Linked DNA regions of Homo sapiens: regions 2 and 3 are each linked to region 1. A link is a contact called in ENCODE Hi-C or POLR2A ChIA-PET data. All regions are on one chromosome and are shown on one strand. The core of a region is the stretch at or near the end of the contact, and the rest is flanking DNA. Distances in the headings are between cores, read along the strand shown. Region 1 holds the start of THUMPD3-AS1 (THUMPD3 antisense RNA 1). Region 2 holds the start of XPC-AS1 (XPC antisense RNA 1). Region 3 holds the start of XPC (XPC complex subunit, DNA damage recognition and repair factor).

Region 1 (2,700 bases), core at 201-2,700:
CCAAGGAGAGCGAGCGCGGGGAGACGGAGGAGGTGACCCTTCCCTCCCCTGGGGCCCGATCGTGAGGTTCGGTCTCTTTTCTGTCGGACCCTTACCTTGTCCCAGGCGCTGCCGGGGCCTGGGCCCGGGCTGCGGCGCACGGCACTCCCGGGAGGCGGCAGGACTCGAGTTAGGCCCAACGCGGCGCCACGGCGTTTCCTGGCCGGGAATGGCCCGTACCCGTGAGGTGGGGGTGGGGGGCAGAAAGGCGGAGCGAGCCAAAGGCGGGGAGGGGGGGCAGGGCCAGGGAAAGAGGGGGGCCGGCACTACTGTGTTGGCGGACTGGCGGGACTGGGGCTGCGTGAGTCTCTGAGCGCAGGCGGGCGGCGGCCGCCCCTCCCCCGGCAGCGGCGGCGGCGGCGGCGGCGGCGGCGGCGGCGGCAGCTCACTCAGCCCGCTGCCCGAGCGGAAACGCCACTGACCGCACGGGGATTCCCAGCGCCGGCGCCAGGGGCACCCGGGACACGCCCCCTCCCGCCGCGCCATTGGCCTCTCCGCCCACCGCCCCGCACCCATTGGCCCACTCGCCGCCAATCAGCGGAAGCCGCCGGGGCCGCCTAGAGAAGAGGCTGTGCTTCGGCGCTCCGGCTCCTCAGAGAGCCTCGGCTAGGTAGGGGAGCGGAACTCTGGTGGGAGGGGAGGTGCGGTACACTGGGGGGATGGGTGGCTAGGGGGGCCGTCTGGTGGCTTGCGGGGGTTGCCTTTCCCGTGGGAAGTCGGGAACATAATGTTTGTTACGTTGGGAGGGAAAGGGGTGGCTGGATGCAGGCGGGAGGGAGGCCCGCCCTGCGGCAACCGGAGGGGGAGGGAGAAGGGAGCGGAAAATGCTCGAAACCGGACGGAGCCATTGCTCTCGCAGAGGGAGGAGCGCTTCCGGCTAGCCTCTTGTCGCCGATTGGCCGTTTCTCCTCCCGCCGTGTGTGAAAACACAAATGGCGTATTCTGGTTGGAGTAAAGCTCCTGTCAGTTACGCCGTCGGGAGTACGCAGCCGCTTAGCGACTCTCGCGTTGCCCCCTGGGTGGGGCGGGTAGGTAGGTGGGGTGTAGAGATGCTGGGTGTGCGGGCGCGGCCGGCCTCCTGCGGCGGGAGGGGAGGGTCAGTGAAATCGGCTCTGGCGCGGGCGTCCTCCCACCCTCCCCTTCCTTCGGGGGAGTCGGTTTACCCGCCGCCTGCTTGTCTTCGACACCTGATTGGCTGTCGAAGCTGTGGGACCGGGCCCTTGCTACTGGCTCGAGTCTCACATGAGCGAAACCACTGCGCGGGGCGCGGGGGTGGCGGGGAGGCGGGCGTTGGTACGGTCCTCCCCGAGGCCGAGCGCCGCAGTGTCTGGCCCCGCGCCCCTGCGCAACGTGGCAGGAAGCGCGCGCTGGAGGCGGGGGCGGGCTGCCGGCCGAGACTTCTGGATGGCGGCGGCCGCGGCTCCGCCCCGGGTTCCCACCGCCTGAAGGGCGAGACAAGCCCGACCTGCTACAGGCACTCGTGGGGGTGGGGGAGGAGCGGGGGTCGGTCCGGCTGGTTTGTGGGTGGGAGGCGCTTGTTCTCCAAAAACCGGCGCGAGCTGCAATCCTGAGGGAGCTGCGGTGGAGGAGGTGGAGAGAAGGCCGCACCCTTCTGGGCAGGGGGAGGGGAGTGCCGCAATACCTTTATGGGAGTTCTCTGCTGCCTCCCGTCTTGTAAGGACCGCCCTGGGCCTGGAAGAAGCCCTCCCTCCTTTCCTCCTCGCGTGATCTCGTCATCGCCTCCATGTCGAGTCGCTTCTCGATTATGGGCGGGATTCTTTTGCCTAGGCTTAAGGGGCTAACTTGGTCCCTGGGCGTTGCCCTGCAGGGGAGTGAGCAGCTGTAAGATTTGAGGGGCGACTCCGATTAGTTTATCTTCCCACGGACTAGAGTTGGTGTCGAGGTTATTGTAATAAGGGTGGGGTAGGGAAATGGAGCTTAGTCATTCACCTGGGGCTGATTTTATGCAACGAGACTGCGGATTATCACTACTTATCATTTTTGGAGCATTTTTCTAGAGACAGACATAAAGCATGATCACCTGAGTTTTATACCATTTGAGACCCTTGCTGCACCACCAAAGTGTAGCATCAGGTTAAATCTTAATAGAAAAATTTTAGCTTTTGCTTGAGAAACCAGTGCTTCCCTCCCTCACCCTCTCTCCCCAGGCTCTCTACCCCTTTGCATCCCTACCAGGCATCTTAGCAACTCTCACTCATACTTGATCCCATTTTCCATTTGTTGTACTTGCTCCTCTAGTATTCAGACATAGCACTAGCTTTCTCCCTCTCTTGATCTTGGGTAGCCTGGTGTCTCGCGAAACCAGACAGATTGGTTCCACCACAAATTAAGGCTTGAGCTGGGGCTTGACTCTTACCCAGCAGTGCTTTTATTCCTCCCTAGTTCACGTTCTTAAATGTTTATCTTGATTTTCATTTTATCCTTTTTCCTTAGCTGGGATTCTGTCCCTGACCGTCTTCACAGTCCAGGTGATCTTGACTACTGCTTTACAGAGAATTGGATCTGAGGTTAGGCAACATCTCCCTTTTTCTTCCTCTAAATACCTCTCATTTCTGTTCTTACCAGTTAGTAACTGATCTCAGATGCCTGTGTGATAGCTTCCAAATTGCTGTCTCTGTCTTTAGTGTTATCTTTTGATCC
Region 2 (2,700 bases), core at 188-2,687, 4.8 Mb before region 1:
TCACTAGGCTCTTTCTGTGCATCTTGGCCATCCTTGTCCCACCTTGGCCAGCGCCTTTAGTCTGAGTCCCGCACCCTCCCCATGGTGCACAGTGATGTTCTGGTGCTCACTGCCTCTGCATTCCAGAGGACTTAGGCCCCAGGTCCCAGTGTTCTCCCACCTCTGTGCCCTGTGGGGTCCAGCCCTGTTCTCTTGGGCAACCCCTTGCCCCTTTAAGCCTCTGCTCAGGCGGGACCTGTTTTGAGCAGCCTTTCTTGCCTCCACTGTCCTCAGGGCTGGGCAATGGCTTGCCTCTGAGCTCCTGTTCCACCCTGTACTCATCACGCTGAGTCGTAGCTCTGTCTCTTCCCCTGCAGGAGCCTGAGCTCCTAAGAGCAAAGACTGTCCTCGCTCCATCCCTCCTTCATGACTGGGTCATGGCCTGGTCTCCAGGAGATCCCAGTGGAAGTTTACTGAACAGTGTGCTGGGTGAATGGCTTCTCAGAAAGGGACGGTTGTCAGAACTCAGAGTCCCTCTGTCCCTGAAGTGGTGACAGAGAGGGTGCGCCCAGAGATCATGGCAGGAATGGACATGAGAGCTCGCAGGCCACCCCCAACCTGGGGAATGGCTTTTCACATTTTTAAAGGGTTATAAGAATGAGAAGAATAAAGAATATGTGATGGAGGCCACGCATGACCCTTTACAGAACAAGCTTGTGGGCCCCTGCACTAGAGGAAGTCTGTATGCTGAGGCCCAGGGGCCAGCCCTCAGCCGCACGCCCATGCCTGACTCCTCTAAGAGTTACGTGACTCTGTCCTTGCCTGTCCTGCGCCCCTCTCACCACTTCACTCCCCAGGGAAGATCTTGGCCTTGGCCACTGCACGCTGTTGGGGAGCACACTGGGAGTCCTGAACTGTCAGTGCTTTCTAGGGCGTGTGAGCAGACATAGGTTATATGTTGAGACACAGGCTCTACTGATGGACAGTTACCTGAATTGTAAATCCTGGTTCTTGTCACTTACCAGCCATCAGCTCTTAAGTGACTTTGTCTCTCAGTCTCAGTCACTGCTATCAGTGATGACAGCACAGAATATAGGCTAGTGGATGAAAGTGTGGGCTCTGGCCCTTACGAGCTGTGTGACTTTAGGCAAATCATTTACCCCGTCTGTGGTGTTCATCTGTAAAATGGAAACAATAATAAGACCTACCTTGTGGGTTTGTTGAAAAAATTAAATAATAACATATAAAGCACTGAAGATAGGCTGGGCGCAGTGGCTCATGCCTGTAATTCCAGCACTTTCGGAGGCCAAGGCAGGTGGATCATTTGAGGTCAGAAGTTTGAGACCAGCCAGGCCAATATGGTGACACCCCATCTCTACCAAAAATATAAAAATTAGCTGGGCATGGTGGCGGGTACCTGTAGTCCCAGCTACTCAGGAGACAGGCACGAGAATCACTTGAATCCGGGAGGTGGAGGTTGTAGTGAGCTGAGATCACACCAGGGCACTCCAGCCTGGGCAACAGAGTGAGACTCCGTCTCAGGGGGATAAAAAAACAAAAAACACCGAGAATAGTGTCTGGGACAGAGAATGTTCCATAAATGTTAGCTAGTGCTTGTAGTAAGAAAAGGGGAGCAGCCGGGCACGGTGGCTCACGCCTGTAATCCCAGCCCTTTGGGAGGTTGAGGCGAGTGCATCACCTGAGGTCAGGAGTTCGAGACCAGCCTGGCCAACATGGTGAAACCCCCGTCTCTACTAAAAATACAAAAATTAGCCGGGCGTGGTGGCAGGCACCTGTAATCCCAGCTACTCAGGAGGCTGAGGCAGGAGAATTGCTTAAACCCAGGAGGCAGAGGTTGCAGCGAGCCAAGATTGCACCACTGTACTCCAGCCTGGGCGACAGAGCGAGACTCTGTCTCAAAAAAAAAAAAGGGAGAAAAAGCACCCCAGCTGGTAGGTGTGTTCTGAGGGTTCACCAGGTACCAGGCATGCGGCACTGAGCATGGTGCCTGGCCCGGTGCTGAGGAACTGGATGCCTTTGTTGTAAACGGTGGCCGTGTCCTCTGGTGCAGATGGTGAAAGGCTTTTCTAACCGTGCTCGGAAAGCCCGACTTGCTGAGCCCCAGCTGCGGGAAGAAAATGACCTGGGCCTGTTTGGCTACTGGCAGACAGAGGAGTATCAGCCCCCAGTGGCCGTGGACGGGAAGGTAAGGGCAGCATCAGAAGGGCTCAGGACCAGGCCGCCTTGTTCCCCTGCTGGCCAAATGCTGACTTGCTCACCCGACACAGGTGCCCCGGAACGAGTTTGGGAATGTGTACCTCTTCCTGCCCAGCATGATGCCTATTGGCTGTGTCCAGCTGAACCTGCCCAATCTACACCGCGTGGCCCGCAAGCTGGACATCGACTGTGTCCAGGCCATCACTGGCTTTGATTTCCATGGCGGCTACTCCCATCCCGTGTGCGTGAGGGGCCTTCGATGGAGGCTAAACACAGGGATGGGGAGGGGTGGCTCCAGAGATGGGGATGGAAAGCTGGCATGGGGCTGCTGGGAGTTGAGGCCTGGTGGCTCCAATTTTCAGGATGTTACACTGGATTTGCAAAGTCAGTGCTTTACCAATTCTGGCTTCCCTCCAGAGGGAACGGAGCCAATGAAACTGGCATCGTAATGCTGGATTAAAACGTTCTTCCCAGGTTTAGGGACTCACAGGCTAGTGAGCAAAA
Region 3 (2,700 bases), core at 12-2,511, 4.8 Mb before region 1:
GCCCTACTGCTACCTAAGCCTCTGTCTGGGATGCCCACTGTCTGCTCTTTTCATCCTGTAGCTTTAAATATTGGCTTCTCAAAGAGGCTTCCTCTGATCATCTAACTCATTCACTCAAATATTTTTTGAGTGTTTCCAGCACTGTTCTAAACCCCAAAGACAAAAGAATGAACAAAACAAAATCCCTGCTCTTATGGCATTTACATTCTAGTGGGGAGAGATTCACATTAAACAAAGATGCATACATTTAATATGAAAAAATAACTCTCTATGAAGAAAAATGAGGCAGGGTAACCAGAGTAGCGGGAGTGCTATTTGGGCAGAAGTCCTCTCTGAGGAGGTCAGATTTCAGTAGAAAGTTTAAGTTGTGGCATGATCTCCAAAGATATTTGAGGAAGAAAAAGACCAGGTGAAAAAGCTTCTAGGACCATCTGTTATTCTGCATACCAGTTCCTTGTTTCCTTCACAGCACATCACAGTTCCTGGAAGTCTTACATATTTATATTTACTTTTATCTGTTCTCCTCGCAAATATAAGCTCCAAGTAATGGCAAGGATCTCTTATATGTCGATGTCAGTGTCCCTGGCCCTTAGAACAGTGCCTAACCATACAAAGCTGATGTTCACTCTATCTGCTGAATGAATAAATAATTGTTGCGCTCACTAATGATAACAACTCCTAACTTTATTACCTGGCTTTCTATTGGAATCCTGACAGCTCCATGAGGTAGCTAAGGATAATAATCTACAGATTTAAAAAAATGAAGCGAAGAGTGTGAGAATAGTCATCAGGTGGGCTTCTAACAGGAAAAGGTCTCAGGGCCTACGGCAAAATTCGGAGGGGGGGTTACGGAAAGGACAGGGTGGATTAGGCCATGGTGACTTGGAGAGAGGAGGCACGACTGGCCATTTTTCCTGAGTCTGGAAAAAGCAGCCTAGTACAAGAAGCTCCTTCGAGCGACCTCCTTAAAATACACTTACCTGGTCTACGTCGTCCGCCATGTTTCAAACCCTGCGCCCTTTCCCGCCTCTCGCGAGAACACAAGAGCAACGTCAATCTCCGGAAACGTGAGGATACAATACACCGGAAATAGAGAGAAACCTGTTGTGCTCTTTCCTGCTTCCCGCAGTTTTTTAGTGGCCACGGGTATGGGGTGGAGCTTCCTTTAGGGGCGTGACTAGGCCTCCAACGAAGGGGCGTGGCCAAGCGCACCGCCTCGGGGCGGGGCCGGCGTTCTAGCGCATCGCGGCCGGGTGCGTCACTCGCGAAGTGGAATTTGCCCAGACAAGCAACATGGCTCGGAAACGCGCGGCCGGCGGGGAGCCGCGGGGACGCGAACTGCGCAGCCAGAAATCCAAGGCCAAGAGCAAGGCCCGGCGTGAGGAGGAGGAGGAGGGTGAGAGCGAGGCCCAGCGGGCTTCGCGGGAGACGCCGCCGGTGGGCGGAGGAGGCCCAGAGGCAGGGCGGGAGTCCAGACGCGGAGGCCTGGTGGAGGTTGCTGCGCGCGTTCCGCGCCGTGGGGGCAGCCCGGCAGGCTGCGGCCGGCCCTCCCCGCTGTCCCCGCGTCTTTGTCCTGCGCACCCAGAGCGGTTTCCCGCGAGCTTCGCCCGATCCAAGCTCCTGCGTAGCTTTTTTCCCGCTCCCCGTTGTCCAGAGGATACAGATGTTCAGGGTTGAACTCGGAGAAGGCAGTTATTTGTGTCCCAGGAAGACAGACGGACGGACCAGGACGTAGAGTGATGCAGTGTGCTGACTCCCGAATGATAACTTCAGCTGAGTCTCACCCAGAGTTCCACAGTGGGATCCCACCTGACTTCCCCTCATGGATATTTGATAGGCTTCTTACATTTGTCATGGGCAATGCAGAACTCATGGTTTTCCTCTTTAAATCTATGCTTTCCTCCGTTTTTCCAGTCTCAATACTTGTTATAAAGCAAAGCCCACCTTTTTCTTATGTCCACACATCCAGTCCGTCAGCAAGTCCAGTCAGTTCAGCCTCAAGAGTGTATTTCAAATTTGTCCACTTCTCTTCATTTCCATGACCACAGCCCCTGTCCAAGTCATCATCACCTTTCAGTTGAGTGACTGCAGTTTCCTCTTTACTGGCCTCCCAGCTCTGCATCCAGCAACCCAAATAATCTTAAAAAAAAAAAAAATCATGCCCTGCTCCTGCTTTAAACTCCCCTTGGTTTTCCATTGCTCTTAGCTTAAAATCCAGTTGTTTTATCCTGGCCTACAAGATACTACATGTTTTGGCTCTTGCTACCTCTCCTGTTTCTCTTACCACTTGTTTCCTTGCCAGATACCCTCCTTATTGGCCTCCTTTCTCTTCCTCAAATATGCCAAGTTATTCCTTGAGTCTTTTCCTTTGATGTTCCTTCTGCCTAGAGTGAACCCCCCATGGCTTTTACCAGGGCTGATTTTTTCTATTTCTTCAAAACTCAAGTTAGACATTCCTTGAGCAAACTAAGGTGGTCCTTCCCAGATACCCCGCGGATACTAAAACCTGTGATGCTCAAGTACCTTATATCAAATGGCCTAGTGTTTCCATGTAACCTATGCACATCCTCCGACATACTTTAAATCATCTCTAGATCACTAATAATACCTAATACAATGTGGATACTATGGAAATAGTTGTCATGCTGTATTTTTTAAATTTGTATTTTTTTTCCCGAAATATATTCATCTGTGGTTGGT

What was found. A loop is a pair of places that touch in the nucleus more often than their neighbours do. ChIA-PET counts read pairs that join two places held with the same protein, here RNA polymerase II (POLR2A). Pooled maps may share reads with other maps.
Region 2: a loop to region 1 is called in a pooled map, with 6 times the contacts of the local background. The contact joins the promoter of XPC-AS1 here to the promoter of THUMPD3-AS1 in region 1. A Hi-C loop is called at or near these places in 2 of 168 maps with a recorded cell type or tissue (endothelial cell of umbilical vein and naive thymus-derived CD4-positive, alpha-beta T cell) and 5 of 50 pooled maps. POLR2A ChIA-PET finds 5 or more read pairs at or near these places in 1 of 52 experiments (CD4-positive, alpha-beta memory T cell).
Region 3: a loop to region 1 is called in a map of naive thymus-derived CD4-positive, alpha-beta T cell, with 24 times the contacts of the local background. The contact joins the promoter of XPC here to the promoter of THUMPD3-AS1 in region 1. A Hi-C loop is called at or near these places in 2 of 168 maps with a recorded cell type or tissue (CD4-positive, alpha-beta memory T cell and naive thymus-derived CD4-positive, alpha-beta T cell), 1 of 37 single-sample maps with no recorded cell type and 9 of 50 pooled maps. POLR2A ChIA-PET finds 5 or more read pairs at or near these places in 1 of 52 experiments (BJ).

Annotation. Positions count from the first base shown.
Region 1 is chr3:9,395,373-9,398,072 of GRCh38, reverse strand. THUMPD3-AS1 (THUMPD3 antisense RNA 1) reads left to right here and starts at 1,450. Exons shown (of 4, transcript NR_132781.1): 1 at 1,450-1,513. SETD5 (SET domain containing 5) reads right to left here and starts at 458. Exons shown (of 23, transcript NM_001080517.3): 1 at 96-458. RefSeq lists a silencer at 251-1,560.
Region 2 is chr3:14,148,299-14,150,998 of GRCh38, reverse strand. XPC-AS1 (XPC antisense RNA 1) reads right to left here and starts at 1,437. Exons shown (of 2, transcript XR_001740603.2): 1 at 1,397-1,437; 2 at 1-1,157. XPC (XPC complex subunit, DNA damage recognition and repair factor) reads left to right here. Exons shown (of 16, transcript NM_004628.5): 12 at 2,051-2,185; 13 at 2,268-2,437. RefSeq lists enhancers at 1-144, 1,762-2,446.
Region 3 is chr3:14,177,162-14,179,861 of GRCh38, reverse strand. XPC (XPC complex subunit, DNA damage recognition and repair factor) reads left to right here and starts at 1,261. Exons shown (of 16, transcript NM_004628.5): 1 at 1,261-1,396. The coding sequence starts at 1,294. It overlaps LSM3 (LSM3 homolog, U6 small nuclear RNA and mRNA degradation associated), which reads right to left and starts at 1,045. Exons shown (of 4, transcript NM_014463.3): 1 at 981-1,045. The coding sequence starts at 1,001. RefSeq lists enhancers at 952-1,001, 1,102-1,451 and a silencer at 1,502-1,621.